2 separate regions of the Homo sapiens genome follow, and region 2 is linked to region 1. A link is a loop called in an ENCODE intact Hi-C map of the cell type or tissue named here. Cell type or tissue: ascending aorta. All regions are shown on one strand. Each heading gives the region's core, and the rest is flanking DNA. Links, peaks and the distances in the headings are about the cores only.

Region 1 (4,064 bases), core at 767-3,266:
ACCTCCACCTCCTGGGTTCCAGCAATTCTCCTGCCTCGGCTTCCTGAGTAGCTGGGATTACAGGCCTGTGCCACCATGCCTGGCTAATTGTTATATTTTTAGTAGAGACAGAGTTTCGCCATGTTGGCCAGGCTGGTCTCGAACTCCTGACTTCAAGCAATCCACCCACCTCGGCCTCCCAAATTGCTGGGATTACAGGCGTGAGCCACCTTGCCCGGCTGAGTCATATTTCTTTCTTTCTTTCCTTTTTTTTTTTTTTTCTTTTGAGACAGAGTCGTGGTCTGTCATCCAGGCTGGAGTGCAATGACGAGACTTCGGCTCACTGCAACCTCCACCTCCCTGGTTCAAGAGATTTTCCTGCCTCAGCCTCCCGAGTAGCTGGGATTACAGGTGCCCGTCACCACACCCGGCTAATTTTTGTATTTTTAGTAGAGACGGGGTATCACCATGTTGGCCAGGCTGGTCTCAAACTCCTGGCTTCAGGTGATCCACCCGCCTTGGCCTCTCAAAGTGCTAAGGTTACAGGCGTGAGCCACCATGCCCAAACTTGTGTCATGTTTCTATCAGACGGTGCAGGATGAAGATGATGGGTGGGGGGAGGGAGGGAGGGAGAACTGGAGCAGAATGTGGGGTGGGAGTGGGAGGCTCTTGGGCTCTTGAGGGTGACCCAGGACAGGACGCTGGAGGAGGAATGCTGGCACAGGGACAAAGCATGGTGAGATGGGGGTGCTTAAGGAGCAGGAAGGAGATCCGTATGGCCAGAGCAGGGGGTGCAGAGAGGATGGGGTGAGGGACATTGTGGGGTGGGTCCGAGGCCATGAGAGAGACAGGCTGGGGCTGGACGCCGTGGGGTCCTCCAGCATCCCTCAAAAGGCAGGACCCAGATGCCCAGGCCTGGGGAGTGGTGTGGGAAGGAGCTGGTCGGGGTCTGCTCCCACCCCTAATCCTCATGGGGCAGACCGTGGCCCACACAGCCGGAAACCCCTGCCCCACCTGGGACTGGGAAGTCAGGGCCCAGCTTTTCCACACCAGCTTCTGCAGAGACATGCAGCTGGGCTGGCCTCGAACTCATGCTCCTGCCAAGGCTGCGGGGAAAAGACCCAGGGGAGCCATCAGCTCCCAAAATAACTTCACACCAGCTCCAGGACAGCTGTGGAGGGTGGAGGAGCCCAGCCCAGAGCTGGGAGCACTGCCAAGTCCTGGGGAGGGTGGGCCTGGAAATGGATGGAGAGAGGGGGGCACGCAGAGAGGGCCAGAAGAAAACAAGGGATGTGGAGACAGGTATCCTCACCTGGAGAAACAGTCTGGGGGAAGGAGGGGAGAGGGACCCCCCAGTGAGTACAGGTCGCCAGTACTCCCTTAAGAGAGGCCTCTGCCGGACGCGCCCCCTCTCCCCCGCCCCCAGCCAGGAGGCCCTGCAGAGAGAGAGAAGACAGTGTCCCCAAGCCGGGGTCAGAGGGATGAGCCTCGGCAGGGATGGGGCCCCCACGGTGTCCAGAATCCCAGGAGCCCTATCTGACCAGGTTGGGCCCCACAGAGGGCCCATCTCCCAGCACCCCTGTTTTCCCAGAGGAGAAACTGAGGCTCAGAGAGACGGGGGAGTTAATCTGAGGAACCACAGCATGGCTGTCAGGCGAGGGCACAGCTTGGCCAGGCAGTCTTCCCCCATGCCCTGCACACTTGGTCACCACTAATTCAGCTGGCCAGCAGGCTCCGATAGAATGTTCCACCCACTCCTTGGGTCCCCAGGGCATTGGGAAATGTCCTCAGCGTAGCATGGCCAGCCCTGGGCAGAGCTGGTGGAGTTTCCCCAGCCCGAGGTGGTCAGGGGGCAAGGGAGAGCCGGGAAGGCTGGCAATGACGAAGTTGGGGAAGGTGAGGAAACTGAGGCAGAGAAGGAGCTCCCAGGGAGCCTGGCTGTCCCGTCTTCAGGCCCAGGCCCAGGGGAGGCTGGGAATTTAGGAGCTGGAGGTATTCTTCTGAGAGGAAAGCATTTTTGATGCAAGAAGCTTTATCCAGTTCTACACGAGCCAGTCATCTCCTTCATGTATTCAAGCAACATTTACGAATCGGTCACCGTGCCCTGGGAGCTGGGAGGCCACAGAGAACCACGACAATCTGGACCAAAAAAAACTAACAAGGACCAAAGCTCAGAGGGGGTTGGGGCCAGCCTGAGCCCACTGGCTGTGGAGGGGGCTGTCTGGCAGGCAGGGAGGTGGGCAGCCCGATGATGGGGCTGGAGTTGGGGGTCAGGGGCCAGGGGCTGGCCTGGAGTCTGCATGGGTCAGTGTCAGGGCGGGGTCTGCAGGGCCTCCCGTGCCCCCAGCTCACCCCTGCCCGGAAAGAGAGGCACTTCCTTCTGAAAGCCTTAAGCATCTGCTGAATGACCCACATTGCTTGCTCCCCGGTGCTAACTTTTTGCCACGTGTTTTTCAGGATAGAAAATATAAGCAATGAAAAACCGTGTGTGTTTAACTCAGGTATTGGATGGAGGGCCTTCTACAAGATGGGATGGGGACACTTGAGTGAGGGCCAAGTTCAAGAAGAAGAGACAGTCTCAAAGGAGAGCCTCACAATCAACGAAAAAAGAAGAGAGAAGACAGAGTGAGCCTGAGGTATCCAAGGGCGCAGCTGACCAGGGAGGGGGCAGGCTGGGCCCAGGCAGGTGTCTGTGGTGCTAGAAGACACCTGCCCCATGAGCCAGAGGACACTGGGCCCAGGACAGAGCCCAGAGCCACCTTCAGGGGACAGGAGAGGGCCTGGAGGAGGGGTGGGAGAAAGGTGGGCTTGTGGCTGGGTGCAGTGGCTCACGCCTGCAATCCCAGCACTTTGGGAGGCCGAGGCGGGTGGATCACCTGAGGTCAGGAGTTCGAGACCAGCCTGGCCAACATGGTGAAACCCTGTCTCTACTAAAAATACAAAAATTAGCCAGGCATGTTGGCGGGCATCTGTAATCCCAGCTACTAGGGAGGCTAAGGCAGGAGAATCGCTTGAACCCTGGAGGGAGAGGCTGCAGTGAGCCGAGATTGTGCCACCGCACTCCAGGCTGGGTGACAGAGTGAGACTATCTCAAAAAGAAAAAGGAAAGAAAGAAAGGTGGGCTTGTGCGCCAGGCTGGGAGCCAGGCAGAGGGTTCTGGGCGCTGACTGCCCAAGGAAAATGGTGTGAGAGGTGCTGGCACAAGGCCTGGGAGGGGATGCTTGGATTTAGCAACGAGAGGTCCTCAGAGGGCATGGAGTGAGTGGGCAGTGAGGAAACGGGGACCCTTCCTCCCCCTTTCACCCCCCTTTCCTGTCTCCCTCGGTCTCCACCCTCTCCACCCACCATCCCAGGACCCTGCGCTCTGGGGGCAGAGCAGACACAAAGAGGGGCTCAGGGGCTGGAGTCTGGCTGCCACTCACCCTGGCCCCCAGGGCCACCAGGGGCCACCCCCACCCACCCGCTATCCCCGCTCCAACTGCTGCTCCCACTTCCCTCGGCCGGGACGGGACACAAGAGTCTTTCAAAAACATTTCCTTTGCAAAATAATCCTTCCAAAAATGTTTTTGGAAACGGACTCCTGATCTGAACAGGAAGACGTTAATTATGGTCCCTCCCCAGAGGGGCAGGGGGAGGAAGCCTGGTGGTCGAAACAGGAGCGGGGGCCAGGACAGCCCCAGCCCACACCCAGCCTCAGCCTCCTGCCCCCCAGGCCCCTGGGCCCAGCCCCTCCACCCACAATGGGGAGACAGAGACTTAGGGAGGGCCAGCGACATGGCCAAGGTCACAGGTCAGAAGCTGAGCAGGGTGGAGTCTTCTACTTCTGCTGCCACGTGGCATCCGTGCGAGAGCGTGGCGAGGCGTTGTGCATTCGTGTGTCTCTGTGCCTTTGTGTGCAGGAGTGAAGGTGGGGCGGGGGCAGGCAAGGAAGCTCCCAGGGTCCACAGCCTCCCCAGGCCTGACTTCCTCCCCCAGCAGGCCACTTTCCCCTGGTGCCCAGGTGTTGGCCGGACTCCGACTACAGCAAGGAGGAAGGAGACAGGGCTGAGGACCTCCCTTTCTGCTGCTGCTCTTAAGCGCCAACC
Region 2 (4,064 bases), core at 673-3,172, 150 kb after region 1:
GCGTGGCTCCAGGACACGGGCCCTATGTCTTCGCTTCCCTCCCTGCTCAGGGCAGACCCGCAGCAGTGTCCAGCCGAGGAGCGAGCAGCCGTGGCTGGAATGGCAGGGTGGTGGGATCGTGGCCACTGCCTGTGGCTGGGGCTGGAGGCTGCATCGGGCCAAACTTCTCATCAGAGTCCCTGTGAGCACCCCCCAGTGGGCCAGGGCCTCCTCAGCCCAGCCACGCGCCACGGTAGCCCACAGGTTGGTGGCACAGAGCGGCGTGTGGGTCCGTGGCGCAGGGTAGCGGGGTGGGCAGCTGCTCCCAGGCGTGTGCATGTAGAGCAGCCGCCTGTGTGTGTGTGGGGGGGGACGTGTGTTCCATAGGCCGGCCGTGACTTGCTGTGCACCCTCCCGAGTGGCATGCTTCCTCACACGCTGCCAGGCCCAGGTCCTGCCACCAGGTGCTCCGGGAGCCACCAGGATGCCCAGCAGCAGCCACCTGTGCAGGTGGCAGGCAGTGTGCCCTGCCCTGCTGTCATGCATGGCCCTCCCACCTTGGCAGCCTGGTGTGGTGTGGCCTGTGCTGGCGCTGAGCCTGGCATTGCGTTGGGGGGTGCCTGTGTCTGTGTGGCTGATGGGAGTCACGTCCAGACAGGGCCTGGAGGCAGAGTGGGCATGGCCAGGAGGCCGCGGCAGGCGTGGGGCACAGGCCTCACAGCTGCTCGTGCACGTCGTCTGCTCAAGTGCCCCGTGGGCCGTCCTAAGGCCTTGTGGCTCACTGGGCCCTCCCTTCTCCAAGCAGGGCTGGGTTGGGGCCACCCACCTGTGCAGGCAGCCAGGTCAGGTTGGGGGTCTCGCCTTACAAGTGCGGAGCCAGCCGAGGTTCACACAGAGCAAAGGCTGCAGCACCGGGTTTGGGCCTGGGTCTCTAATATCCTGGGGACATCCTGGAGGAGATGGCCTGTGTATGGGGACAATGGGGCTTCCCTGAAGGGGAAGGCTCCAGGCCCAGGGACAGCATATGCCTGGGTGTAGAGGCCACAGAGCCCTGCCCCGAGCCACACCCCAGCCCTGCCCGCTCCTCACCAGCCAGTGCCCCAGGCATCCCTGCCAGGCCAGGGAGGTCTTGCTCTGGCCCAGGGTATACTGGGATCCTATCGGTAGCAACCTGATCTGGGACAGAGTAAGGCTTCAGGCCCCGGCTCTCTGGCTGGCTGGGTGTTTCCAGAGTTGGTGGGGTTTTGGGGGCTGCATTTTGGGGGCTGCGGGGCAGTCGGGGGAGTCTGGGCTCACGGTGGGAGGGGGCATCCCCCATGGATGCCGTCTGTGGCTGTGGGGCTGCAGGGGCTTGGAGAAGGAGGGGGTGGCCCAGGGCCGAGACCAGGAGCCCTAGGGTGGGGGCAGGGGGACTGAGGCTGCAGGAGGGGGTCGCCCCCAGCCCCCTTGGCACATGTGTGGCAGTTGAGTCCTCTCCGTGTGCTCCGCGGAACCCAGCGTGCAGTTTTCGCCTCGCCTGACCGAGCCCTTACATCACTTCCACCACAGACGGAAAATTCCATTTGGTCAGAGCCCAGCTGCTGATCAGACAGTTCCCATTCTTTCTCTGAATGGGCCAGGGAGGGGCGGAGGGGCCGCCAGCCCGGTGGAGAGAGGTGGCTGGGCCACCGTAGGAATGCCGCTGGCCCGGTGCCCCGCAGGAGACCGTCTGCTGGGAATCTGGCTTCGGGAAGTGGGTGCAGAGGCCAGGCTGGCCACGGCACGCTCCCCGCAGACAGCTGGGCTCAGGCCTGGCGCGTTGGGTGCCGGGGCTCTGACGTGGGATGAAGCAGCTGCCCGGTTTGCTGAGCACCCTGACACCCAGGCTCTGCATGCTCGCAGTGGTGGGCTGGGACCCGGGCAGCCCAAGTGGGCTCCCTTTGAGGGAGGCGCCATCTCCTTCCTCAGTTGGGGGAAGCCAAGTGAGGCTGTCCTGGCAGGGGCCCCGAAGCCTGGCCTCTGGCCCCCAGGGGCTGAGGAGCGAGGCTCCGTTTGCAGCTGGCCCCATCCAGGCAAGAACAAGAGAAAGCTGCCTCAGCCAATCGCGGTGCTCACACCTGTAATCCAGCACTTTGGGAGGCCGAGGCAGGTGGATTGCTTGAGCCCAGAAGTTCAAGACCAGCCTGGGCAACATAGCCAGACCCTGTCTTTACAAAAAATTTTTTTAAAAATTAGGGCAGAGGCCAAGCACAGTGACTCATGCCTGTAATCCCAGCACTTTGGGGGACCGAGATGGCAGATCACCTAAGGTCAGGAGTTCAAGACCAGGCTGGCCAACGTGGTGAACTCCCCGTCTCTACTAAAAATACAAAAATTAGCCAAGTGTGTTGGTGCATGCCTCTAGTCCCAGCTACTCAGGAGGCTAAGGTAGGAGAATCACTTGAACCTGAGAGGTGGAGGTTGCAGTGAGCCGAGATCATGCCACTGCACTCCAGCCTCAGTGACAGAGACTCTGTCTCAAAAAAAAAAAAAAAAAAAAAAGAAAGAAAGAAAAAGAAAATTAGCCAGGCGTGGTGATATGTGCCTGTGGTCCAAGCTACTTGAGAGGCTGAGGCAGGAGGATCACTTAAGCCCAGGAGGTTGAGGCTTCAGTGAGTGGTGATCGTGCCACTGCACTCCAGCCTGGGCCACAGAGCAAGACCCTGTCTCTAAAATAATTTTTTTCTTTTCTTTTTTTTTTTTTTTTTTAAATCGTAGACTTGGGCTGGGTGTGGTGGCTCACGTCTGTAATCCCAGCACTTTGGGAAGCTAAGGCGGGCAGATCACCTGAGGTCAGGAGTTTGAGACCAGCCTGGCCAACATGGTGAAAACCCATCTCTACTGAAAATACAAAATTAGCCAGGCATTGGTGGCGGGTACCTGTAATCCCAGCTACTTGGGAGGCTGAGGCAGGAGAATGGCTTGAACCTGGGAGGCGGAGGTTTCAGTGAGTCGAGATCACACCACTGCACTCCAGCTTGGGCATCACCAGTGAAATTACATCTCAAAAAGAAAAGGCTGGGCACGGTGGTTCACGCCTGTAATCCCAGCACTTTGGGAGGCCGAGGCGGGCAGATCATGAGGTCAGGAAATCGAGAGCATCCTGGCTAACACAGTGAAACCCTGTCTCTATTAAAAATACAAAAAATTAGCCAGGCTTGGTGGCGGGTGCCTGTAGTCCCAGCTACTTGGGAGGCTGAGGCAGGAGAATGGCGTGAACCCGGGAGGCGGAGCTTGCAGTGAGCTGAGATGGCGCCACTGCACTCCAGCCTGGGCGACAGAGCGAGACTCTGTCTCAAAAAAAAAAAAAAAAAAATCGTAGAGTCCCCGGTACTCCAGCTCCTGTGCTGCCTTTTCTGTTTTTCTCAGCGTCTCTCACCATCCAGCAGGCTTCACAGTTCACTTACGATGATGCTGAGTGCCTGTGTTCCCTCACCACCCTGCAGGCGGCGCCAAGGGCAAGGGTGCCTGGTGCTTAGCAGCCTCTCCCCACCGGGCATGGGCGTCCCCTGCCCACTGCCCCTGGGCATCAGCCCTCTGCACCAGGGCAGTGCCATCTGAGGGACGGGCTTGCCTCGCCCAGATCCTGTTTGGCCAGGGCTTATCTCGCTCTGCCTCCGTTTTCTCATCTGGCAAGTGGGAGTGGGTGGCTCTGGCGCCGCTGAGGAAGTGATCTGGACCTGGAAGCCCTTTGATGTACGCTGATGCCCCGAGCTCTGGGTGGACATGCCAGGCCGGTGGCTGCGGAGGTCACACCTGTTTAGGCTCTGCGTAATGCGTGTCTGGGATTGACCTGCTCTTCCAGTCCCCAGCTCCTCACCCCAGGAGGAGTTTCCCTGCGAGGCTGTGAGTCCCAGATGTGGGGTGCAGTACAGACAGGCCCTCCTAGAGTCATGTCCCACCGGAGCACAGGGTCGGGGGAGCGAGGGTGACTCCAGCCAGGGACTGGGGAGGCCTCTGCAAGTGGAGAGCAGAGGGAGGGCTCGCTGGAGGAGTCTGACCAGCCCGGGGCCAAGATGCGGCTGGTTGACATGGCCCCCAGGCCATGGGAGCCCAGGGGAGGCCCT

What was found. Hi-C counts contacts between places; a loop is a spot of excess contacts. Peaks named below come from ENCODE experiments on the same cell type or tissue, not always from the same donor. Only the 100,000 strongest peaks of a DNase experiment are listed, where the experiment ranks them.
Region 2: it touches region 1 in a loop (2.0-fold over the local background); 3 of 110 quality-filtered maps call a loop at or near these places.

Annotation. Positions count from the first base shown.
Region 1 is chr7:2,486,694-2,490,757 of GRCh38, forward strand. No RefSeq gene overlaps it. Among named protein-coding and RNA genes, the nearest start is that of GRIFIN, 12 kb to the left of the region's middle. RefSeq lists an enhancer at 493-1,377. In ascending aorta, for the core only: no CTCF peak of the experiment used is centred there; a DNase peak (open chromatin) is centred at 1,748; H3K4me3 peaks cover 557 bases; H3K27ac peaks cover 1,413 bases.
Region 2 is chr7:2,640,061-2,644,124 of GRCh38, forward strand. The region is part of intron 1 of TTYH3 (tweety family member 3); the gene reads left to right. Among named protein-coding and RNA genes, the nearest start is that of TTYH3, 10 kb to the left of the region's middle. RefSeq lists enhancers at 987-1,126, 1,077-1,748, 1,749-2,420 and a silencer at 1,567-1,806. In ascending aorta, for the core only: no CTCF peak of the experiment used is centred there; a DNase peak (open chromatin) is centred at 1,701; H3K4me3 peaks cover 1,431 bases; H3K27ac peaks cover 1,724 bases.